Linked DNA regions of Mus musculus: region 2 is linked to region 1. Evidence: chromatin loops called from intact Hi-C (ENCODE). Cell type or tissue: heart. All regions are shown on one strand. Links, peaks and the distances in the headings refer to the core of each region. The heading gives the core; the rest is flanking DNA.

Region 1 (8,330 bases), core at 220-8,219:
CTTCTGGCAGGGCTAGCGACCAGGCACCGTGTCTGGACAGGATCCCACTCACCAGGCGGTCAGCGACCCTGAGGAGCTGGTTTTGGATCTCAATTCGATGGCTGATGTCTTCCCAGTATGAGGACAGCACCACCACGGGCTTCACGTTGCCCCAAGGCAAGTAATAGTAGTGGCATCCTACAGGGAGAGGGAGGGACCTGAGCACTGCAGGCCCAGGGCTGTGAAACGCCATTCTGCAGAGCACAGAGCTCAGGTCACAGAGCTTTCAGAGCTGGCCCTGCTTGAGACAGGACTCAAGATAGGAGAGAGGACCAGCTCTGCTTTCTCCTTTAATGCTTGTGCTGTGGCCGGTAGTTCCCAGGATCCAAGCACGGTGCCTGAGCACACCTGGGGGACGGAGTGGGTGGGACCGAGTGCTCTGACTCTCACATCAAAACAAGAGGGCTGATAGAAGGTCTCTGGAAGACCCAAGCTCACATCGGTCAAGGTCTCCAAGCCAAGCCCCCAGGCCCCATGTGATGACGGCAATAGCTCAGGACCAGGGCAACCACAGAACCGTGGTGATCAAGCCTGCAGGGATTCAAACTGTGGGTGCAGTGCCCCTGCCCCCAAGAGGGGTATGAGGGACAACACAAGAATTACAGGAGAGGAACACACCGCTAGGTTTGCTGTGGTTTCCACAGGAGGCAAGGATTGGCATTTGCCCTATGACCCACGTCCCCTCCAGCCTCACCCACCATCAAAGACCGCCCGGCTGTACTGGGTGGTGGAGGCCAAGGGCAGGCAGGTGGTGTCGAACTTGTTCCCGTAGTTCCCAATGCTGACCTCGAACTGGATGGCGTCATCCACATCCTGCAGCATTGTGGCTGAGTAGAAGGCAGCAAAGAGGGAATATTTGCGCCTCCGCAGGTACTTCTGCAGGCAGAGTGAGCAGGCCAGAGATCACAGGGGGAGACAAACAAGACCTGCCCCACCCCCACCCCCAGCATGGATCCCATAGACGGCAGGACTCAGAAACTCCTTCTGGCTGGGCAGAAAGTGACAGATGGTCCAAAGGTGCAGCCTCCAAACTTGGTTACTGAATGAACAAACCCTTTCCAGGTCTGTGCACGTTTGCTCATGTTTCCTAATACAATCTGCTCCTCCAAGGTCAGGTGGCCGCTCCTTAATCCAAACCAGCATTAGTGGCACCACCATGTCCACAGAGCAGGGTCTCCTGCAGTGTCCCTCAGGGCATCCTACACCTCATCTGCCCCTTAAAGGGGCTGAAAACTCTCAGTGATCATGCCCTGCCCACACACACACACATGCACACACATCAGGCAGCCCTGCAGTCTGCACAGGCAGCCTCAGTCATATGCTCATAACGTATAGCTCACATTGGCCATTCCAAGCCCAAGGCACAGGGCAGAGACAGTTTAAAACACTCATGTGTCTTGACATGAAACAACACAATTTTATTATAGTCACCTCTTTGGAAAGCTGGGGGAAAGGAAATGGATCAGATAAGTTTTGGACCATGTGAACTGTAATGATAGATAACACTTATTGAGTGCCTACTGTGTGTGTGTGTATATATCATCTCATCTTATCATCCTAAGGTAAATGTGACTACAGACAGGGAAAGTGAAGTATCTGGCAGATGGGAGGGCCAGCATGGACTCCTGAGGTAGCTAACCACAGTGTCCTGAAGACCATGCGTGGCTCTGATCTTTCTGGGACCTCAGAGTCTTCAAGTATAAAAAGGGCTAACAACAGCCACACTGCAGCATGCTGGATTTGAAGACATCAGTGGCAAATGGTGTCCACTGACCTCATCATGAGCTGTATCAAGTTCTGAGTTCCAGTAATACTTTCATCTCTCTCCCTTAAGCCTCAAAGCATCCCTGGGGGTGAGGATGGGGACGGAATATCACACTATTCTCCCCTTATCCCTGAGACACAGGGGCCTGAGAAGTGCCCTTACAGTGAATGCAGGTCAGAACTGAAGAAGGCCCTGTACCACGGTACTTAGCCACCTTGTTCCTGTTCCCAAGCCAGCTCTGTCCCAGAGCACACCCTCACCTCCACACGCAGGATATCATCAGCAGGAAGGTCTTCCACCTTCTGCTCACTGTGTTCCACCAGTTTGGTCTCCAGGGACAACAGAACCCTGCCTCGATAAGCCACACCTTCTCCCTGCAAGAGAAAGTCACAGTCACGAGCAAAGGGGTAAGGGAGCAGGAAAACACAACGCATGACAGCATACTATAGTTCACCCCTATAGATGGGGATAAACCAATCAATCCTCGGGCCCTGTCCAAGGGCATGAAGGCTGAGGGGGATGGGCCTGGGTGTCCGGGAATGAAGGCAGTGAGCAGGTCCAATTGGCCCGGAGAAAGAAGCCCAAACAGAAGGAGGTGCACTGAGGGTTTGTTCAGGCCTCGTGAGGCCAGTGGCATATCATCTGGGCCCACACAGTGCCAGGCTGGGCTGAGGACCCTTAGAGGCTGTGCTTGGCTGCTCACCTTTCCTGTGTTGAGCTCTGCATAAGGATCTGGGAAGCCCGTGAACTCTCGGGGACTGCCATAGAGGTTCACATAGCAGGGCCCAAAAGTGGGGAGGAAGCCCAGGTTGTCGTCCACTGGAAGATACAAGAAGGTATCAGAGAAGTGGCCCTGTGGATCCTTTTAGGGTTCAGCTGATCCACCTTCAGATGGGGGTCCCATCTCTAGCCCTCAGTTTCCCCCCATATGCACCATAAGTGGCCCCTGAACATGTATAACTAATACTACACTAGTAATGACTATTATCAACTCCCTATAATCTGTCCCTTGGGTCCTTGATCTGCCGAAATGAGACTATTCCTACTATCTCATTAGTCCTATTTGACAGATGAGGAAACTGAGTCTCAGAGATGTGACTGAGCACAGGATAGCAAAGATGCAGCACACTCAGCTGGCCACACACAAGCTGCGGCTCAGACCATGGGGGAGGGGGGACAGAGGTGGGTTCAGAGCCAGGTGACCAGAGAAGCCATGTCCCAGAGAAGATGGAAAATGGAGAGATTATTATCACCCCCTCTATGACACATGTTCTCTTGACAATGCCACAGCTGCCCTTCCTGGGACAGGACCTCACAGGCTACCCTCTGACCCTGCAAAGGCAGGACATTCAGGATGCTCAAGGCAGAGCCATCACCAGGACCATCCGTAGTGTCTCCGTCCACACAAGGCTAAGCCAGGGCAAGCACGGAGAAAACAGCCTCCACACAGAGCTGAGACATGAGGCTGTCCACCCTAAGCCATGCTGCTGAGGCAGTGCAGGGGCCTGGGGGAGGCAGGGGCAGCCAGAGCTACCCTGCCTATCATTGTTCCACATACTTCCTCCTCCAGACCCCAGTGCAGACAGGGCTTGGCTTTGCAAAGCAAAGGGGGAAGCTTGGAATGATCAGCCGCAGGGGACTGCTACCAACTGCTTGTCAGTCATCACGATCATGATTTATCTCATGAATTATGCTTCAAGCGCTTCTCATTCCCCTGGCCACCTCCAGATCCCCAAGATGCCTCACAATCCCCCTGGCCTACTCTGACCCCCATGTTGGAAGCATGGTTGATGCAACAAGCTTAGGGAGGGTCTGGGAGATGTAAAGGAAACTGGCCTTAAAGCATCCCACGTAATTCATATCAGTTACCCAGTGGCTGCGACTTGCCAGCGGTCAACTCAGAGACCTGACTGTGACTCAGTCCCCTTCATGCAAGTCAGAAAATTCCCCTCCAGCAAAAACCCCAATGTCCCATCCCCTCGTGGATCCCTAGGTGACAGCAACGTACGGTCAGTGGCTTGTGGACTCTTGAGTACACCTGCAGGCTCCTCTGAAGCATAAAGAAATGGAAGAGGAGTTAGGATGGGTGTGGCTGGGTGGAGAATGGTTACATGAACAGGAGTCTGGATGGAGAGCTGGGGGACGGGCTCTGTGAATGTACAACAAAGGAAAGCACACACCCTGCCCCCCCCCAACTCCAACCAGGCAGCCCTCCGCACCTCTGTGACCTGAACCTCCATCCAATATACTCAAGAAACAACGCACAGGAGAAAACGTGCTTTTTCTTCATTATATACAGGTAGATTAGGAGGAATGGTGCAGAGAAAGAAACGTGAAAAGGGAAACGCTAAAGAGCCATTGTGGACAAGAGAATACCCTGGGCTCCAAACCCAAGCATGAAACTGACACTTGGGCCCAGCACACTGAGCCAAGGCCATTTAAGGCACAACATCTCCACCTAGTGGTTATTTCTAGTATTGCCACAGACAGCAACATATTATTTTCTCAACGTGAACCGCCTGGGTCTGGCTCCTACCACCAGCCACTTCAGGTGAAGATAAGAGACAAATGATAGCATATGCACAGGAGCATGTCCATGCACAGCCATTAAAATAAATGTAATAAGAATATTCTAACCGTTTTATATTCCCACAGATTCATGACAGTTGCTAGGAACTGCCAGAGGATATCCAACGAACAGTCACATGTAGCCGATAATGGCCTGTCATGCTCCAGTGTCACTCAAAATAAGTATGTGTACTCTCTTATAACTCTCAGGATGTGGCTTGGACATCTTGGATTTAATGTGTCCTAGGACAATTCTTCATCCATTGTGGCCCAGAGAACCCAGGTTGGACGGCTCTGGAAGGCTCACAGAAAGGAGTGTAAAGCACAAATATATGGTGGTCTAGAGGTAAAAGCAGGGATGGAGAACTGAAGCCAGAGACCTAAAGAGGGCAAGGTCCTGAGCTGGCCTTCTGATTTCTGCAGCCAGGTCTCGGCCCCCAAGGTTAGTGGCAAGAATCAGTGTGGCAGAGTGTGTATCTTGTGAAGATTTTCTTATCTACAGGAACTGAGCTGGGCCCTGGCATAGGAGAGTTCTCAGCCTGGAAGAGTGACATACACAGGCACAGCTGTGGTCCCCAGAGTCTACTTTAATCTCATCCCAAATGATGCTTTAGCGGGAGGAGCCTGTTATCTTGGACTAATGAAAGCAGAGTCAGAGATGGGACCCCTGTGTTCTTGCTAGAGACTGGCTTTTATCCTGGTAGCCAGTCAGTGATAGTTATCTACCAGTCCCACCGGCAAGCTAGCCACCTACTGGTGGTGGCTGGAACTGCACAGGCCTCCTTGTTCGTTTGTAGATTTAGGAGCCATAAGCAGATAGGACTGTGGGCATTGGCTCAGCCTTGCTGACGTCTTGGGCCAGTGCTTCCCAACTTGAGAACAGGTCACAGGTCTCCGATGTTGAGGTTCACCCCAGGTTCTCGCCCCTGTGTCTGCAGACAGCTCATAAAGTCAAGGGCGGGAGAGCAAAGAAGCCACCAACACAAAGCCGCTATTTAGTCCTGGTCGTCTTTCTGCCAAAACACAAGTGTTTCGCTGTGTTTTCCCTGAGCCTGGAGAGTTGGGTCCAAGGAAGCCCCAAGTCCCAAATGAACACGCCTAGCTTTTTACTGTGAGAGTGAAGCCCAGTTTCCTCACCTGGAAGAACTGGAAGGGACAGAACAGGCTGCCAGCCACAAGTCACAGCTCAGCAGGCGGTCCCTGGGGACACGCGTGTACCCTGGAGAAGCCAAGCCATTGCCTTCAGTCAGTCTTGCCAGCTCCCAAGGCTCGGCAGAGCCCCAAGCCCACGGCTTTGGCTGCCTGACACCCGCCTGGTCCAGGCAAGAGGGAAAAGGGGAGACTACTGGGAAATTCACTGTCATCCAAAATCCAAAGACAACTTTGGTTTTCCCAGTGCCGTTCTGGAGCACACTGTCCATAGGGGTGGCGGCGTCAAAGATGCCTGCAAGTATCACAGGTCCCGTGAGCTTACTGCCTTTCAAAAGAATAGCCACATCTAAGAGGGCATACTCCTTTAAAAATAATAATAATAATAATAACAACAAAGTCTTCCCTTCATACGTTGGTGCACAGGGTCCAAAGAGTACTTCAAACTTCAGGCTAGGCAAACTGCGGGCAGAAGTGCTTAAGAGGTTCGTGTTAGGTCTTGTCCTTACTGGGGACAAAAACAAGATCACAAAAACAAAACTCCAGGCTGAATCAAATCATCAGGGAGCTCAAGGCAGAAAGAAGCGGGTTTGATTGGTTGGTTTGCTGCTGTTGCTGTTGTTGTCATCGTCATTGTTTTGAGATACAGTCTCAATGAGTTAGCCCCGTGGGTCTTTTACTCACTATGTAGCCAGGATGGCCTCACACTCCTGATCCCTTTGCCTCCCCCATGCAAGTGCTGGGCTACCATATGGTGCTGGAAGTGGAACCCAGGGCTCCTGCACGCTGGGCAAGCACTCTACCAACATACAGTACAGTTTGTGTTGTGTTTTGGGAGAAACAAGAAAACAAGGCAGTGTACTTTCCAGGCTAGGGAAAGAAATGTAGCCATAGGCAAAGGAAGTGACAACCTTCAGGCCAGACAGCTGCGTCCACCTGAGAAAGGGACCCATCTCTACAGGAAGGGCCCTCAGAGAACCCGGGAAGTCCCAAAGAATAACCAAATTTGATCAATAAATTTAGCTCTGTTGTCATATTGATCTGGCTACTTTGCTGCACATTCCAGAAGTCATCAGCTGGTTACAAGAACAAGCTGTGGTCCAGCCCTTGACGCCATCCCTGAGCACACTGGGTTGCTCGTGACTTGAGTGCCATCTAGTGACCATGGAGACAACTTTCTCACCTCATTAAAACCAGGGTGATGAGAGGCTGACTCTATGGCACAGTGGTGGGTGCTTAGCAAGCATGCCGAGGCCCTAAATTTATTTCCCAGTATAATAATTAAGTGAATAAATAAATAAATTATACAATAAAAAAAGAAGTATCTATGTAACAAAAAGAATACATCAAAAATAAACGATGATGTGGCTGGGGGAAAGCCTAAACTCTCATCAGATGGCCGAACACAGAAGCACGGCTGTATCATATCAGAAACTTCCCCCAAAAAACACTCAAAATGCCATATTGTGCCTTGACTGTCATTCGTTCCTGTATTCAGAGACAGAGACAGTACCCAGTCTGAAAACTGAAGCAGACTGTGACATGCGGGTTAGTCAGAACTGCCTCATTTTGACCCACATGAACGCTGTCCCCAACCTCACGCTGCTACGTGTACGTGCAAAGCACCAGTTCACCAAACCCTCTGAGCAGCTCATTGTGTAGACGGGGTACACTCTGGGACAGAGTCCTCACACCTGGGAGGGATACCTTCCAGAAGCATGTCCGTATGTGTTGGATTGTTCAAAGTCCAGATCAATGCTAGGTGCTGAGAGGAGAGTACCGAGATCACTGGATAAGACTCAACCTTGGTGTGTATTTGAGATTTTCTGTAACTAGCCTTTGGGACTGAGGGTATAACTCAGCTGGTAGAGTACCTGCCTAGCATGCATGAAACCCTGTGTTCAATTTCCCATACTACATAAATCAGGCATGGTGGCATATGCCTGTAATCTCAGCACTTGGGGGAGGGGAGAGGGAGGATCAGAAATAAAAGGTCATTCTAGGCTTGATCTCACACAGTAAAATCAAGGCCAGTTTGAGATCACAAGAGACCCTACCTTAAAATACACCAAGAGTGCAGTATATACCTTTAATCCAGGCACTTGAGCCAGAGGCAGACAGAGCTCTATGAGTTCAAGGCCAAACTAGCTTCCTTCCAACCTCTGTACACCAGACACCGGAAATGCTGCAAGCTCTAGGCCAGTCAAGGCTACGTAGTGTGACTCCATCTCAAAAAAAAATTTTTTTTATTTTGAAAAATGTTTCGGAGGAGTTAAAAAGAGGGGATGAGAGACAACTCATGAACCAGCAAATCTGCGGAGGGGCAGAGGGCAGGGACGCCCCGCCCTGCCTGTGCAAACACCTCTACAGAGCTTGCCTCAATAGAAAGTGCATGGCATTGAGAGAGGGAGGGGACTATCAAGCAGGCTATGCTAAGCTCGAAAGCCTCCATCTTAGAGGGGGACACATTTTCGTAAGGCTCAGGAGAACCTCCATCTGAATGCTACAAGAAACAGTTTGTGGAGTTCTCAAGTTCAGGCAAGGTTAGGGATAACTTCTGTGGGGAGATGGACCAGAGCAAAGAGGACCAGAATTGATGCAGGAAAAACAAAACAAAAAAAAAAGATCAGTGGATAATGCTGAAGGTGAAGTGCATGAATACCCGCTGCCTCTGACCACTGAATCTCAGACACCAGCGGGGCTGGGATAATCCACTGGGTCCCTAAGAGAAAGATGATGAGAAGCCCCACTTTGTAGAGAGGAGATTGAGTGTCTCCCCTGAGTAGAAAGAACTTGAGCCCCAACAGGC
Region 2 (8,330 bases), core at 62-8,061, 100 kb before region 1:
TTTAAATCTAGAGTCAAGAGTTGTGCAACCACAGACCTCCCCCTAATTCCAGAACATTTTTCATATCTGGAAAGAAACCTATCTTTCTGTCTATTAGACTCCTTCCCCATGTATCCCATTAATCTACTCTTCCCTGTTTTGGATATGTGTGTGAGTGAGTGTGTGAGTGAGTGTGTGTGTGTGTGTGTGTGTGTGTGTGTGTGTGTGTGTGTGTGTGTGTGTCCCTGTAGAGGCCAGAAATCAACCTCGGAATTGTTCCTCAGGTGCTGATCATCTTTTTCTCTTTGAGACAAAGTCTCTCACTGGCCTGGAGCTGGCCATGTAGGCTAGGCTGACTGATTAATGAGCATCAAGATTCCTGTCTCTAGCTCCCCAGCTCTGTGACCACAAGTAAATGCCACCACATCTGGCTATTGTTTTGGATGTTGGTTTGGTTTGGTTTGGTTTGACTTGGTTTGGTTTGGTTTGGTTTGATTTGGTTTGGTTTGGTTTGGTTTTAAACTTAAGTTTTAGGCTTGAAGCCCGGTGCTCAGGCTTACACGATAAGCTCTTTCCTCATAGAGCCACCTCTCCAGCCTTCGTCCCCTCTTTGGATCCCACAGATGTGGACTTGTGTGGTACTTGTCTTTTCATTGCTGGCTTCTGTCACTTAGCATGTTTTCAAGGTCCACCAGACGGAGTCAGGAGAAGCACCTCTTTTCTTTGTGTGTATGAACAATATCCCATGTATGGACAGACCATGTTTCAGCACTAGTTTTCCTACCTCTTACTAAGGGTAAGACTGTTAATAACCTGCTTCTCCCTCAGCACTCCCTGATACCCACATACAATATCCTCCTTGTCTTCACTCCTACCCATCAGCCCAGCTCCCCATGACCCAGTCTGGCTTCTTAGACTGAGTTCTGTTCATTAGGACCGTCCCTGGGGCACAAGGATAAGACATGACCTGATCCCCACAATTTTTGGACTCTGTATTGCTAGATTGTTATGATCTGGGACCTTTGGGACCTCCCTGTTAGAAATGAGGCCAGGCAGCTGTGAGGGCCAGCACAGCCCTGCCCTGGCTTCTGCCCTTGTCCCCATTCTTCTTGAGTCCCACTCTTTGACATGGCTCAAGGATCACCTCTGCTGAAGACCTGCTCCAGGAGGACCACCCTGGTCTCTGACATTGTTGTGTCACATGCTTCACTTATGCTGAGGACCCAGCAACCCAGAGCTTCTCCTGGAAGCTCAGAGTGATAGACACGAGGCTTACCCAGAAAGTCATCAAAAGAGAATTTGTCATTGTCCCAGATCTGGAAGACCACACGTGCTGGGATCTTGCTCTCTGTCTTGTCGAGTCTCCAGAAGGCATCCTGACCCACAGGAAGATCACAGAAACAAGGTTAGAAAGGTTTGTCCGAGGCTGCAAACAGTGAAGGCCCTCTAGCCTCGAAGACTACAAGGCAGAGACTGTGGAGCAGTGTATCGTTAAGGGTCATACCCAGGCCAGGTCCTATCAGGAAGACTAGAAAGCGCTCAGCACTGTTCAGGGGTGTGATGGCTGATTTTAATGGCAACTTGCCACAACTTAGAAAGCCTCCTTTGAGGAACTACTGTCTATATGAGGCTATGGGTATGTCTGTTGAGGACTATCTTTAATTGTTCATTAATATAGAAAGGACCCAGCTCATTGTGGGTGGCACCATTTCCTAGGCTAGGTCCTGAACTGTCTGTCTTCCAACAACCTAAGAAGGAGAGGCAAACTTTCAGCTGAGAAACCAAAGTACGCAGAGTGTCCAAGGGTACAGAATACAGAGTGACAAGCAGGGATTCAAACCCAGACAGTTAGGTTCCAGGGTCCTGTTCTTAGTTCTAAAATGGGCTTTGCACATGTGGCCTCTGGGACATGTGGGCTGGCAGAGATCATCAGGGTGCAACTCCTGCTGTCACTGGAGGGGAACAAGGCATGCTGCAATAAAAAGCTGGCACTGAGGTGGGTCCACAGGTCTTCCTTCCCACTTCTCTAGCCCATCTCCATCTCCAGAGCCTGCAAAGAAGTTTTTCTCTCCTGCTGGAGAGGAGGGCAGTGCTCTTCATGGCGTGTCTCCCATAGCCCACAGGTCAGACCCTTCTGGAACCAGGCTATCTTGGAGGTGTGGGGGTGAGTTTTCCCATGGATTTAACCACTCACAGCTTGAAGAAAAATCACTGGACTTCTCTGTTCACTGTGGCTCTATCTGAGCAGGTAGCATGTATAGGAAATACTTTGTGGGGCCAACCTGAGCCCTGGATCCATATCTTCTAGTACAAGCTGTGGGATGAGAGCTGGGTACCCCAATTAACCACAGAAGTGTGTGGCCCCGATGTCATAGAGATGGTTGATCTTCATTGACACTATTTAGAATAACCTAGGAGACACACCTAGAAGGGTGTCTGTGAGGGTGTTGCCGGCAAGGCTTAACAGAGGGAAAACCCACCCTCATTACAGGAGACATTATCCCATGGGCTGGGTCCCCAGAATGAATATATAGGGAGAAAGCAGAAGAATAGCTAAGTACTGGCATTCGCCCACTCCCTGCTTCCTGTTCTGTGGGGATATTAGTGGTCACCTCACATTCCCCACGTGACTATGGAATTCCAGCCACGTGCCTTTCCATCATGGTAGACTGTCTCTCTTTAAACCAGGAGCCAAAAGAAACCTTTCATCCCTGCCATTTCTATCTGGTACTGAATCATAGCAGCAACAAATCTGCCATGAACACCCTGGCCACCACAGTTACAAACACCTCACTATGCTTCCTAAGGAGAGACCATGGCCACTGTCCTCAAAGAATGGCCATCATGCACAGTCCCATAGCCTAGGCTTCAGCCGCCTGCATGGAAGGAAAGCAGACCAAGGCTGGCCCCAGCCACCCTGCTCTGTTGCTCAGCTGCCTGGCCCAGCCTCCTGCAGGTGCCTGCTTCCTCTAACCAGCTTTTACAGCCAGCTCCAGGCTGCCTGCAGGGCCGCCAGCAGCCTCCATTCCTCAGCAGGCTGGTTTACTGGCTTAGTAATGAGCCTGAGGTTCAAACGGCCCCTGGTGGGAGCAGCTGGTCAGGGGCTCAGCCTGGGGAATGAGCCCCCCAGGTCCCAGGCGCTCATTACACTCCTGGCCTGGGCCCTTTTACTAGCTGTTTATTTGCAGGGTGGGGGCCTGCCTGCATGGCAGGCCCCAGTGGGTGTGCTGGGCTCCAGGTGGGGAAGAAGGCTGAACAACCAGCGGTGGTTCAAAAAAGGGGGGATGAAAGGAGACCTTGTACTTTACGACAGTCTCGTCTGGTTAATGGGGTCCCTGGAGGGCCTCCCTGCCTGCCAGGAGCCCCAAACTTCATGGTAGAGGGCTGCTTCTGCAGCAGAGCCTGGGAGCCCACAGACCTTGCAGCCCCTGCCCTCAACTACCCCATCCTGCCCTTCAGACCAGCTAATCAGTGCCCTACTATGGGCAAGCTCCACCTGCCTCTCAGGACCTACCCCTAGAAGTACCTACTAGCCCTGCTGTCCTTAGGGCTGTTTCTGCTTGATCCCACCCTCCTGCCTCCTGTCTCCAGCTATCCTTTGCATGGGGATTTCTTCTCTTCCTCCCCAAATGTGTGTCTCCTCACTCCTCTGCACCCTACACACCCTTTGTAGGTTCTCCCTTCTTCCGCCAGACCAGCCACTCTCTTTCTCTGTAACCTCAACAAGTCATTCTATTTGAACTCCACCCTGACCCCAACACAAGTCACCCAGCTTCCCTTTCTTACCATGGGTGCCAGAGCAGTGCTGCCCCAGTGCTAAACAGCACCTGCAACTGGGCCCACAGAACTGCCAGGTGAAAATTCTCAGCTACCAACTTGCATTCTCTCACCCCACCCCTCCTCCACTCCCTCTGTATGTGCCACATGTGTGTGCATGGGTGTGTGTGTATGGGTGTGTGTGCATGGGCATGTGTGCATGTGTGTGCATGGGTATCTGTGTGTGGGCATGTGTGCGTGGGTATGTGTGCATGTGTGTGCATGAGCATGTGTGCATGGGTGTGTGTGGATGGGTGTGTGTGGATGGGCATGTGTGCATGTGTGTGCATGGGTATCTATGTGTGGGCATGTGTGCATGGGTGCGTGTGTATGGGTGTGTGTGCATGGGCGTGTGTGCATGGGTGCGTGTGTATGGGTGTGTGTGCATGGGCATGTGTGCATGGGTGCGTGTGCATGGGCGTGTGTGCATGGGTGCGTGTGTATGGGTGTGTGTGCATGGGCATGTGTGCATGTGTGCATGTGTGCTCATCTCTCATCATCATTACAGCTCCTCCCCATTCTCCCATCCACCTCAAATCACTTGTCATAGTGCTAAATTCTCTTCTTCCTTCACCCAAGGAAACAGGAAGTCCCTGCACCAGACAAGCCTGGCCACATCCTCCATTGTGGTAAAAATGCTGAAGCCCCTCCCGTTCAAGCAACCAATGTGCATCTCTGCCTCAATTTCCCTACCCAGGCCTACTCTCTTTAGAGGGCTCACTGAAGCCTGAAGATGATGCTTTGCCCTAGCCTCACCATCCCTGTCCTCGGCTAAAGGAGAGGTACTTCTGCATTTGATGCGGGCTCTCAGGCACAGTATCTGCTATCAGGGAAATAGGCTTATAATAGACAAATCTGAAGGAAGGGCAAAATCAAAACTTACAGAGAGCCTGGGCACTGCACTTTCAACGTTGACTACACTCAACATTGCCACTAAATTTGGCTTTCTTTTCTGGTGGACCCTACTGCCATCTCTGGGTAGAAGAATCTACCCTTTAACCCTAACAAATTTATATTTTTCTCTTTGACGGTTCCTGGGTGTTTGGTGGAACACTCTGGTTTCTCTGAGGTTTGGATGAGTCTGTGTGTTGGACTAGGGAGGCTCAGAGGTGAGATGAAGAGAATTCGGAGGGCAAGGAAGTCAAGAGCACTCTGACTTCCCTTCAAGGTAAAGCCACACTACAGCCTACAGAAAGGTGTCACTGAGACTGTGACACTGGACACCTGAGCTCCCTCTGGGTAGAAATCAAACCAATAGGACCTAAGCACATGCAGGCATGTACTCGGAGAAGAGGACACTTCTGGGTAGCCATTAGTGTCAGGAAGGAGGAAGAACATTGAAAGCATCGTTGGGCCTTCCTGGAACCAGCATAGCTGGAGACCCACACTGCCCCATACCCATGTATTGTGCTCTACTGACTTACGAGGGTAACCAGGTATGGGGAGGATGCTGCTACCCTTAGACTTAGACCCTTTCGAGACTACAGAGGCTAACACTCAGCTGAGACCTAAACTTGGATCTGCTAAGAGTCCAAGGCCCACCTCCTCACCCAGACCCAGGCCAGGCCTGCCCTCAGGAGTACACAGCTGGCTCCACCCCCTGCCTCTGTGATGACCATGATGGGTCTCCAGACTCTTCTGCCTCAGACTCTAGGTCCTTCCATGCTGCTGGGTGTGGGGGTGGTGGTAGTGGTGGTAATATAGGCAGTGGTAGGAGGTCCTGAACTTGGCTAAGTGGTTGGTGTGTGCTGTGTAGCTATGGATCATCCTGGAAGGTAGAGACACTGGCCACAGTAATACTAGCAGAAAAGGAAAGAGAAGTAGGGTACATAGATGGTGGTGATGCCCCTGTGGGTGACAGAGACAGAGGTCACAGCTGCAGGAGTAGAGAGAGAATGTCATAGTGTCAGCTGTAATGCTAAAGGTGAGGATCACATTAGGAATGTGAAGCACCCAGAGTCTGGTGCCCCAGGCCAAGGGCCACTCACCTTCTTGGCAACAGCACAGACTTGCTCAGCAGGCAGATAGTCGAAGGGAAACACGAACCTCCAGTTGAAATTGCCCTCCCCACCCAGGGAGCGGTAGTGCACATCTGTCTTCTGCTTGTGTTCTTCGAATCCCACCATCCAGCTGGCCACACATGGAAGAGGACAGTCCTCATTGGTTCAAAGGCCCCATACAACAGAACATTTCCCACATGCACTGCCAGATGCTCAACCTCTACTTAGACCAGTGAAGAGTTGTGGAGGTGAAGGAACTTGGTAAGGGAAGACCCAGGTGATCTCCACAGCACCCACTATATACCACAGAGTGGGGTGATGCCTCAGTGGTCCCCAAGAGCATCCTCAGCCCTTGCCATTGTAGCTCAAAGAAAATTTGAGGGAAATGATTCCCCAAAGGTGCAGACTCGGTTGGGAGACCCTCCTTGGAAGGGTGCCTTCTCCACCTCCACGCCACAGCTCTGCCTGAGAGAGCATCTGTCCCCCGACCTCTGGGAGCTGGGGAGGTGTCATGAGCTGGTCCAGGTGGAAAACAATGACTGCCTACCCTTTCACATAGATGTCACTCATCTTCTCCCCCGTGAGACTGAGGTCATCCAAGATCACATCTTTTGTGTTCCAAATAATACAACGCAGAAAAAACCTGGCAAAGGAAAATGGCTTATATCTGCACAGATATTCCAGGAAAGGATATGTTGTCCCCAGCTGATAGGCCAACTCACCCAAGGAGTTCTTCTGCCTGCTTGGCTGGACAGTTATCCAGACCCAAACAAGCTGTGTTCCAAGATCTCAGTGGCCCCAAATCTGTCCGACAGGCACGCTTCTTCCCACTCTCCCACAGCTGCTCTAGCCCTCTTGCCATGGGCCCAGCTAGAGCCTGTGGACAAGCCTGTTCATTACCTTCTAGCTTTCCGTGGGGTGATGTTGAAGGGAGGTCCAGGCCGGCCCAGCACCTTTGGAAATATGTCAATCCACATCTGTAGCTTCCCCTGTAAAGACACAAGCAGTTCATTCACATTCTACACATACACACACACACACACACACACACACACACCTCATTCCATCCATAGTTTCTATACACCTGCCTAGAGTATACACTTGGGGCCCAGGCCAAAGGAAATGAAACTCAGGCCTGCCTGCTTGCCTACTAGAAAGAGACTCGGCACTCAGCAATAAAAGGGAGCCTAGACAGGCTGATGTAGGACCCACTATGGAGGAAAGATCACTACCCACCAGACACAGGCTGCTCAGAGACAGTGATGTGTTGGCTGAGGTTCAGCATGCAGAGAATGGTATGTGCAATGCCACAGAGGGCCAGGGAGCCAGGGTTTAATTATAAGGACTCGGGTCTCTATGACAGAAGTCACTTTCCCTGCCCCCTGGCCTCTACAAACATAGGATATTTCTCTCTCTCTTTCTCTCTCTCTCTCTCTCTCTCTCTCTCTCTCTCTCAAAATGTGAGAACAAAAGTACTTCCATTCAATAATATCCATATGATCATGAGGCTAGAAGACAAGAAGGTTTAACCTGAGCTGCTCTGTGGGGCTGGAAGCCAACCTAAGAAAGTGCCTACCTCTCTCAAAGGCACCCTCAGAGCTTCCCCTGACTTTTCTCCCCTCTCCCCATCCCACGCTGAGCCTGCTTCCTCAACCAGCCTGGCTTGGCTGCCAGTCTTTTTTTTTTTTTTTTTTTTTTTTTTTGGTTTTTCGAGACAGGGTTTCTCTGTATAGCCCTGGCTGTCCTGGAACTCACTCTATAGACCAGGCTGGCCTCGAACTCAGAAATCCACCTGCCTCTGCCTCCTGAGTGCTGGGATTAAAGGCATGTGCCACCACACCCAGCTGACTGCCAGTCTTAAACTTACTGTCTGTGTTCACCTATCTTCCGAAAGGGAAGCTCGCAGTCCTTCTAATCACTCTCTCTGTGGGCCTCGACCATTCCAGAGTTCCTGGATCTAGTCTGACCCCTCAACTGGAGCTCAGTATAGGATGACCTTCTGGGACTAAACCAGTAATGATGGCAGAGACAGAGGACACCCTTAGGTCAGGTTGAAATGGAAAGACTTCAGATGCCCAGGCAAGTCATGTGCCTAAAACAAGAACAGTCATTGTCTCCCTGGCAGTAAGGGCTAGGCCCCAAGAGCCCATGTAGACCACTCTATAAAGACAGGAGCCATGGGGGAGGGGCAACCATGGAGGAGGTGACTGCTCTAGCTATCCTTAGGACTCTGGGGTCTGACAACTCTACAGCCCAGGGGGCAAGGGCTTACCTGCTCGATATCTGGCTGCAGAGGACTATAAAGAGGCCGTGACTCCACATGCTCAGGAACCAAGCCTTGTTGCTGAAGGACATGCAGGGCTAAGCGTTCCTCCACTGGGCCCAGGTGTGGGTTTGGGAGTCTGCCAGCCTCTGCCCCAGGGGGGAAAAAAGGGGATGAGAATGTGAGAGACAAGACACACCAGGGCTGCCTTCCTCTGAAGGTTACCTAGAACTCTTGAGAGCATCAGGGAGTCCCTCATCACCACAGACCAT

Evidence for each region. Hi-C counts contacts between places; a loop is a spot of excess contacts. Peaks named below come from ENCODE experiments on the same cell type or tissue, not always from the same donor. Only the 100,000 strongest peaks of a DNase experiment are listed, where the experiment ranks them.
Region 2: a loop joins it to region 1, with 2.5 times the contacts of the local background. A loop is called at or near these places in 8 of 42 quality-filtered maps.

What each region holds. Positions count from the first base shown.
Region 1 is chr6:84,092,001-84,100,330 of GRCm38, reverse strand. Dysf (dysferlin) reads right to left here. Exons shown (of 55, transcript NM_021469.3): 18 at 2,508-2,623; 19 at 2,065-2,178; 20 at 738-915; 21 at 53-177. Among named protein-coding and RNA genes, the nearest start is that of Dysf, 77 kb to the right of the region's middle. In heart, for the core only: CTCF peaks have their summits at 4,265 (motif pointing left), 5,130 and 6,683 (motif pointing left); no DNase peak of the experiment used is centred there; H3K27ac peaks cover 286 bases.
Region 2 is chr6:84,192,773-84,201,102 of GRCm38, reverse strand. Dysf (dysferlin) reads right to left here. Exons shown (of 55, transcript NM_021469.3): 47 at 8,068-8,207; 48 at 6,696-6,784; 49 at 6,343-6,438; 50 at 5,784-5,925; 51 at 1,256-1,355. Among named protein-coding and RNA genes, the nearest start is that of Dysf, 180 kb to the right of the region's middle. In heart, for the core only: no CTCF peak of the experiment used is centred there; no DNase peak of the experiment used is centred there; H3K27ac peaks cover 414 bases.